Regions from separate parts of the Homo sapiens genome. Here region 1 is linked to region 2. A link is a loop called in an ENCODE intact Hi-C map of the cell type or tissue named here. Cell type or tissue: OCI-LY7. All regions are shown on one strand. Each heading gives the region's core, and the rest is flanking DNA. Links, peaks and the distances in the headings are about the cores only.

Evidence for each region. Peaks named below come from ENCODE experiments on the same cell type or tissue, not always from the same donor. Only the 100,000 strongest peaks of a DNase experiment are listed, where the experiment ranks them.
Region 1: it touches region 2 in a loop (2.5-fold over the local background); 1 of 110 quality-filtered maps calls a loop at or near these places.

Annotation. Positions count from the first base shown.
Region 1 is chr1:70,492,398-70,496,798 of GRCh38, reverse strand. No RefSeq gene overlaps it. Among named protein-coding and RNA genes, the nearest start is that of CTH, 83 kb to the right of the region's middle. In OCI-LY7, for the core only: no CTCF peak of the experiment used is centred there; no DNase peak of the experiment used is centred there.
Region 2 is chr1:70,275,893-70,280,293 of GRCh38, reverse strand. ANKRD13C (ankyrin repeat domain 13C) reads left to right here. Exons shown (of 13, transcript NM_030816.5): 10 at 3,450-3,529. Among named protein-coding and RNA genes, the nearest start is that of SRSF11, 57 kb to the right of the region's middle. In OCI-LY7, for the core only: no CTCF peak of the experiment used is centred there; a DNase peak (open chromatin) is centred at 2,183.

The sequences.
Region 1 (4,401 bases), core at 264-4,263, 220 kb before region 2:
AAAAGTTTTCTCTTTGCTTTGGCAGCAGTGGTGGCTATCGAATGGGAATTTGATTGCAGTGTTGTTTCTGTGAATCAGATGGAACTAATCCTACCTCTGCAATTTGATCTCTTATCATCTTTTTACAAAATAACACATTAATTTTCTCTTACTTAAAAATGTTCTTTTATCAAAAGTATTTTTAATTTTCTAAAATGTAAATAATGTCTTTTCTATGCTTGAAGTGTTACTCTTTCGTATCATAAACACACCATCTGGATTACTAAAAGGAGGGATAGTTTTTATAGCCCTTTTGCTCAGCTCAAAACTGCTGTTTACATAAAGTCATACTTACCCAAAGCCAAGACTATAGGGTACAGTTGTGCAGGTTGTGCCCTGTACAAAGGCATCTAGCCCTTGGTGTGAGTAAAGGCCAGCCATGGGGAAAGGTGCTCAAGGTCTCCAACTGTGGCAGGGGCCTAGCCACCTGCCTGATACTACCCAAGAGTGAAATTGCTCTCCTATGAATTCTTGTGACTCATTTACCATCCTTTATAGCACGTTCATTTTGCTAACTTTCTTATCTCCTTTATTACATAAAAAAATATTTTGAGGTGGGAAACTGCATTATACTATCCTTTCAAGTGCCCCAAATGAAAACATTTGATTTGGCCAATGAACACCTGACAAATGAGATAATGTGTTTATAAGTGAGACTTTACATGCCAAAGTAGCACAAATCTTAAAGTTTCTTATTTTATTTAATGTGTAAACTTCACTTTCACTACAACTGAAGAGCTCTATATTACAGCAATATCTATGAGCCAAAACTCTGAGCTAAATAGGCCATAAAAATGGTATAAGGAAATATCCAGCTTACAAAAGAGTAACACAGACACAACTTAACCCCAAACTGAGACCAAAATATAATTATTTATTTATTGAAACATGAAGTAATTTGCCTCTTGCATATATAAGTGAGCCAGATAAGGGAAATGAGCATTCTAATCAAACAGCAATGCAAGATTAGAGCAAATCAAAAGAGAGCAATCATTTGTGAATGGAGGTAAATTAATTCCATTAAGTATGCCACAGAAATCTAGCATTAAAAAATTCAAAAATTCTAGCTTTGTGAACTTGAAAGATATTTAGAATCATTGTTCTAAGTGTCATGAAGCAGAAGCAGGCTCCAATTCATGGCCTACATTAAAACCAGGATGTGTTGATTTAACTCCAAAGATTAGACTACTGGGAGCCATATAATCAATAACCTCCAGGGATCATATTTCAATATCTCTGCCAATTTAATTATCGTACTCAGGTGCCAGCTTTCTTGTTTTATATATATATAAATTTCTGTGACACAGCCCTCGGGAGATCCTGAGAACATGTGCTCCTATATTCCACAGTTTAGAGCCAAGAATTAGCTTGAATGCAGGTGCACAGAGTTAAATTACCTAGTTTGTATCATTAGAGTAGTTGAGAATCAAAGTCCCTAAAGTTATACCATATCAATTTCATTAAACAGTTGACTCTTCAACAACACAGATTTGGACTGTGTATGTCCACTTATACTGAGATTTTTCAACCAAACTTAGATTGAAAATCCAGTATTAAAGAAATGCAAAAGCTACCTATATGGAGGGCCAACTGTTTGTATATACTCAGGTTCTGCAGGACCCACTGTGGGGCTTGAGTATGCAAGGATTTTGGTATGGATGGGGGCCTGGAACAAATCCCCTGCATATATCAAGGGACAACTGTACTTAAAAGCAAATAAACATAAAAAACAAATAATTTTCCAAGTACAAATAAAAATTTTCCTGCAGGGGTCACAGCTGGGCCCTAAACTCAATTCCTTGATATGTGCCAGTCTGACACAAGAAGTAATCAATGGCTCATGGAGTCTGGTCCTACTTATCAAAGAAGTGGGTGAAGTTTCTCTATTATTCCTTCCTTCTTTCTACAGTCTTCTCTCACTGCTCACCCCTTTTTAGAGATCCTTCTTTTTCTAAATGCCTGGATTTTGATGCCCAGGACATGGAGCAAATCAATACATAAATGAATTCACATTAAGAGGGTAATGACTAGCTCTTTTTACCAAAGTTGCTAGTCTTGCGTCAGCTTGGCTCCTATAGAAGGAGCTCCCAGCTCTCTGAAGGCACCTGTACGTAGTCTGGAGTCTCTGGAGGTATCTTACATCTAACTCATCTGTAAGTGGCTGGTTCTGCCCTGCTCCAGTGGAGTCTCAGCAGTGTGAGAATTGTCAGGTACAGAATTAGAGGCAAACTGAGTGAGAGGAGATTCCCAGGACCCAGAAACACCCATCTCAGCATGAATAACACTTGGTAGTTTTTCTCTCTGTAACATTTGTCATCTTATAGGCTCAATTCCCGTGAACTAATTTTGTTTGAAACCCTACCCCTAACCTTCCTGCCTCTACCCCTACTCCCATAAAAGCAAAGTGTCTGTCCTTGCAATATACTAAGAATACCTTTTTTTTTTTTTTTTTTGAGACTTAGTCTCACACTGTCGCCCAGGCTGGAGTGCAGTGGCACAATCTCGACTCACTGCAGCCTGCGCCTCCCGGGTTCAAGCAATTCTCCTGCCTCAGCCTCGCGAGTAGCTGGGACTACAGATGCATGCTGCCACACCTGGCTAATTTTTGTATTTTGTGGTAGAGACAGGGTTTCACCATGTTGGGCAGAATGGTCTTGATATCCTGACCTCGTGATCCACCCTTCTCGGCCTCCCAAAGTGCTGGGATTACAGGCGTGAGCCACCGCACCCAGCCTAAGAATACATATTTTAGAAACCTCTTTCCTCCTAGGAAACTATGATCCTCAAGGAAAAGAACCAAGTCTTATTTTTTTCTTAATGCCCCATTTTCTGACATAGTACCTTAGATAATTATGTGCATAATAAATGTTTTCTGGCTGGGCACAGTGGCTCATGCCTATAATCTCAGCATTGGGAGAGGTCAAGGCAGGAGGACCACTTGAGCCCAGGAGTTTGGGACCGGTCTGGTCAACAAAACAAGACTCTGTCTCTACTAAAAAATAATAATAATAATAATAATGTTTTCTGAAATTTTGAAATCTCAGAAGTATTTGCATGTTGAGAGGGCAATACTTAATGTCTTTTTCACCCTTAATGCTTAATTATTAATCAAGATTTAGTTCAAATAGTCTCCTTTCTATGAAACTTTCTCTGGCTCCCTACAATACTTTATTCACACCTTCATTATGGCAATGCAATCTTTCTTACAAGTTGTTAGACATCTTTTTGCCTGACTAGGCACTGGGCTTCTTAGGAAAGAGAACTGTATGTACTTTATTACAATACAAAGAGCTCCCCAACTCTTACGTTGCCGGATTATAAAAGGCATTCAGTAAATATTTATAAAAGAAAAAGTGGAATACAAGGGAAGAGGGAGAGACAGTGGGAGGAAAAAGAAAGGAGAAGGGAGAAAGAAGGGGTGGGGAAGTGAAGGAGGAAGGAATTAAGAGGTTGTAATATTGGTTCTTTCAGGTAGCATTTGACATGGGAGGTGTTTAGGAAAAGGCAGCTTTTTCAAGGCTTTAGAAATCAAGTCATATTGCTAACTACTTATTATGTATAAAAATAACTTCAGTCTGGAAGTTGATTGCTCATTTAACTTAATAGAAAAATATATGTATTTCAAATGCGGAATTCTCACGATAAGCATTTTGAAATAAAATCTCTATCCAGTTAACTAAAATGAGATCACTTTTTAACAACACACAAACACACACAACTTGAGCAGACGAAGGCAAATGGATTAAATGTTTGGCAGAATTAAGTTGGTGTGCCTGCCTTATACCAAGGTACCAAAAAATATTTGTTAATTTAATATGAGAAACTTTTTGATAAAGCTTATGTGTAGTAATAACTGAAAATTGTGCTAGTGACATGCCATGGTAAAATGTAGCATTTCTATTTCATTTATAGGTTAGAAAATAATTTTCTCCCTTTTGCAGTTCTCACATCTCAAATTTTAAATTGACAATTTACGCTACTATTTGTTAAATGGTGTCACATGAACCAATCTCTTTTTCTATTTTTGTGAGAATGTCATTGGTACTTTGATAGGGATTGTCTTGAATCTGTAGATCGCTTTGGATAGTAAAGACATTCTAACAATATTAATTCTTCCAATCCATGAACATGGAGTATCTTTCCATTTTTTGGTATCCTCAATGTTTTTCATTACTGTTGTATGCTTTCTCTTTTATGGAGATCCTGCACTTCTTTGGTTAATTGATTCATAGGGATTTTTAATAGCTATTGTAAATAGGATTGCTTTCTTGATTTTTTAATATTGATTCCTGTTAGCCTACAAAAATCCTACTGATTTTTGTACATTTCTTTGTATTCTGCAACTTTACTTAATTGGTTTGT
Region 2 (4,401 bases), core at 271-4,270:
TCTTTTGGCTACCCTAGTCTGTCATAAACCTCTTCTGTGCATGTTTATATCATTCTGTAGCCCCTGTCACCCTCAATTATATCATAGCCCCTGTCACCCTCAATTATAAGTATTTACTTTTTGTGTCTCTTGATAAGCTTCTCAAGGAAAGAACATTGTCTTTCATCTTGCCTGATACTAAAAAACTCTGTTTCCTTTCTTTCCACATCCCTCGGCTGCTACTCAGAGATCATCAATGACTTCTAACCAACAAAATTTATGGCTTTTTCAGGCTTCTTTCTCTTCAAAGTCTCTGTAGTGTGATATTGAAACAGTCTTTTCTTTTGGCCTCCATTATACCATAAGGGAAACTAAACTTTACCTCTTCCAAACTTAGTTCTTAGTTGAGATGGACTCTCGTACCAAAAGACAGATTTATAAGGGAAAAGCAAACAAGTTTATTAATGCGTGCCGCACACCACACAAGAAACCCCAAGGAAAAGTAACTCAAGGGCTGATCACAGTGGCTTATGCCTGTAATCCCAGCACTTTGGGAGGCTGAGTTGGGCAGATCACTTGAGGCCAGGAGTTTGAGACCAGCCCAGCCAACATGGTGAAACCCCATCTCTATTAAAAATACAAAAATTAGCTGGGCTTGATGATGCACACCTGTAATCCCAACTCAGGAGGCTGAGGCAGAAATATTGCTTGAACCTGGGAGGCGGAGGTTGCAGTGAACCGAGATTGTGCCACTGCACTCCAGCCTGGGTAACAGAGCAAGACTATGTCTCAAAAAAAAAAAAAAAAAAAAAAAGTAGCTCAAAATAGTGGCTTAGAACTCTACTTATATAGCATCTTCAACAAAGAACAATAAATTTATAGAGAAATGACAGGACAAATGAAAGTGATTTTAGGTTTCCAAGGACAGGAAAGGAGTAAGGTTTGTTTGCAAATTCCTCTGGTGCTGTCACTGGGCTAGTAAGAGTATAGAGTTATCTCCAGTGAAGCAAAATTTATACTCTGTAGTTCGGCAGAAAACGGAGGGTAGAGAAAAAGCTTTTCCTCCATTTACTGCTTCCCTCTCTCTCTCTCTTTTTTAATTTCTTTTGAGACAGAGTCATGTTCTGTCCTGTAGGCCGGAGTGCAGTGGCATGATCTCGGCTCACTGCAGCCTCCATGTCCTGGGCTCAAGGAATCCTCCCACCTTGGCCCTTCAAGTAGCTGGGACCACAGATGTGTGCCACCATGCCTGGCTACTTTTTTTTTTTGTATTTTTTGTAGAGATGGGGTTTTGCCATGCTGCCCAGGCTAGTCTCAAACTCCTGAGCTCAAGGGATCAACCTGCCTTGGCCTCCCAAAGTGCCAGGATTATAGGCATGAGGCACCACACCTGACCTGCACTAAGTTTTTTATATACGTTATCTCCATTAATTTTTAACTATGAGTTAGTGGCCCAATTCCCATTTTGCAAGTGAGTTAAGTTGACATAATAGAAAGTAACTTGCCCAAATTCACACAACTACCAGGTATTGGAGCTGGGATTCTAACTCAATTTTGTGTCTTAGCAATCCTTGATTTTAACAACTCTAATATATGGCTCATTAACATCTTACACTAATTATATGTAAAACCACATTTCTTGAATGAGACCCTCTCAATGTTATTAACATCTTATTATTCATATTAGTCTTTCACTTATTGTCTTTTTGCTCCATAGTCCTGTTAGGTTTTCATTAGCAATTGAAAAAAAATTTTTTTTTAATTTATGAGGTTTTTGTTTTGTTTTGTTTTCTTGAGACATAGAGTCGCTCTGTTTCCCAGGCTGGAGTGCAGTGGTGTGATCTTGGGTCATGGAGTGCAGTGGTGTGATCTCAGGTCACTGCAATCTCTGCCTCCTGGGTTCAGGTGATTCTCCTGCCTCAGCTTCCTGAGTGGCTAGGATTACAGGTGCGAGCCACTACGCCTGGCTAATTTTTGTATTTTTAGTAGAGATGGGGTTTCACCATATAGGCCAGGCTGGTCTTGAACCCCTCACCTCAAGTGATCCACCTGCCTTGACCTCCCGAAGTGCTAGGATTACAGGCATGAGCCACCACGCCTGGCCAGTTCTTTTTTTTTTTTTCTGTGAGGCAGGGTCTTACTTTGTTACCCAGGCTGGAGTGCAGTGGCATAATCATGGCTTACTGCAGCATCAACTTCCTGGTCTCAAGTGATCCTCCCGCCTCAGCTTTTCAAGCAGCTGAGACCACAGGCACGCACCACCACACTCAGCTAATTTTTTTTTTTTTTTTAAGAAACAGAGCCTCATTATGTTGCCTAGGCTGGTCTCAAACTCATGGGCTCAAGTGATTCTCCTGTCTTTGTCTCCCGAAGTATTGGGATTACAGGCATGAGCCACTGCACCTGGCCCAGGAATTTCCAATTTCCTTTTCTGCTCCAGAGTTTAGTTCCTTATTGCCAGTTCATCTTATAGTGATTGAAATTCATATTTAGCAAAGATAGGGTGAAAGTTTTAAAATCTGACCTTTGCGATTTTTACCATCTACTGTTGATCTCCGTTTTGAACTTCCCATCTGAGTTTAAATCAGTCTTCTTGTGTTTTTTACCTTTAATTTTCTCTGTTTTAAAAACACTCTGTTTCATCTTCATTTAAATCTGAAGTCCAATTGCATAGTCTTGATCTTTACCCACAGAAGATTGCTATCTTTTCTCATATATTTTCTATTTTCTATAATCTCATTTGGCCTTTAATAATATGCTCTTTTATATTTCTGGTTAACTGTTCATGTCTGTATTTTTTTTTTCTTTCCAACTGAATTGTAAATTCCTTGAATCAGAGTTTTGTTTTTTTTTTTTTTGAGGTGGAGTCTGCTTCTGTCACCCAGGCTGGAGTGCAGTGGCACGATCTCGGCTCACTGCAACCTCCACCTCCTAGATTCAAGCAATTCTCTGCCTCAGCCTCCTGAGTAGCTGGGATTACAGGCACTCACCATCACGCCCGGATAATTCTTTTGCATTTTTAGTAAAGACGGGGTTTCACCATCTTGGCTAAGCTGATCTTGAACTCCTGACCTCGTGATCCACCCGCCTTGGCCTCCCAAAGTGCTGGGATTACCGGCATGAGCCACTATGCCTGGCCCAGAGTTAGTTTTTACACTTCTCTGTAGTTCCATGTTCAGCAGCTAGTATAATGACAGGAACATTTTAGATGATTGAAGCATTGACTGAATGGGTGTTATTATTTTGATATTTGTCTTTTTGGGATTTAAAAAAAAATTGATAATAAATATTACCAATAGAGCTTAAACCACCATGGAACGATCTTGGAAGGAACCTTTTCAAGTATTATATTGAAGAGATTAAGTAGATTGTTAGTTTTAATAGTTTACGATGTATTTTAATCTTATATTTAAAAAATAACATCTTTCTTTCTCCCCCACCCCACTTTCTTTCTTTTTTTTTTTTGGCAGCCGATTCGAAGACAGTCTCTTACACCTCCTCCTCAGAACACTATTACATGGGAAGAATATATATCTGCTGAAAATGGAAAGTAAGTTTTTTTCTTGTTTATGTGTTATTTGGTTTTTAGAAAGAATAATTTGTAAAAACTGAATATGTGAATATTTTGGCGTAAATTATTTTGGAGAGAATTATTGGTATATTTTTGACTGAAGCAATTCTTCTACCTTTTAAAAATATGGATTAAATATGATAAGGGCAAAGTGTCCCAAATTATGTACCCTCTTTGCAAATGGTTGTAGATCTTTCTGTATCCATCCTGTCAATTTATACACACCTAAAAAACTAAAAGACACTGTTCTAAGGAAATATGATATAGGAAATTGCGCAGGACAGTTGCTTATTTGAGATTTCCCATTGTATGATGAGCTTTTCTATTTTGTGATTATCCTGATTTTTTAGCATAGTGTGCAAGCCCATTCATTATTTATCTTCTTTTTGCCTTTCCAAGCTCCTCACCTGTCATTATCCTTTAGTTTCAACCTATGCTAGACTACTTCTCACTGTCCTTCCATAGGACCTTTGCTGATGTAATATTACTAACAGTAGAGTGCCTACCACATAGCTCATACTCAGTTTATATTTATTGACTAAAAGAATGATGAATGAATAAAGAAAGGGTTTATTTTTAATAAATAGATAAGTAAAAAGTGTATCCTGGCCAACCATTATTTCCTTTTGGTGGAGAATAAAATATAAAATATTGCTTTCCTGCTCCTGTTTAGGAAGAAGTTGTCATTTTTTTTTCTTATTGAAAGTTTTGTTATATTTTTCTGAATTCTCCAAGATGTTTCCATCTTAATATTTTTATAGTTTTTTTTTTTTTTTTTTTTTGAGATGGAGTCTTGCTCTGTCGCCCAGGCTGGAGTGCAGTGGGCGTGATCTCAGCTCACTGCAACCTCC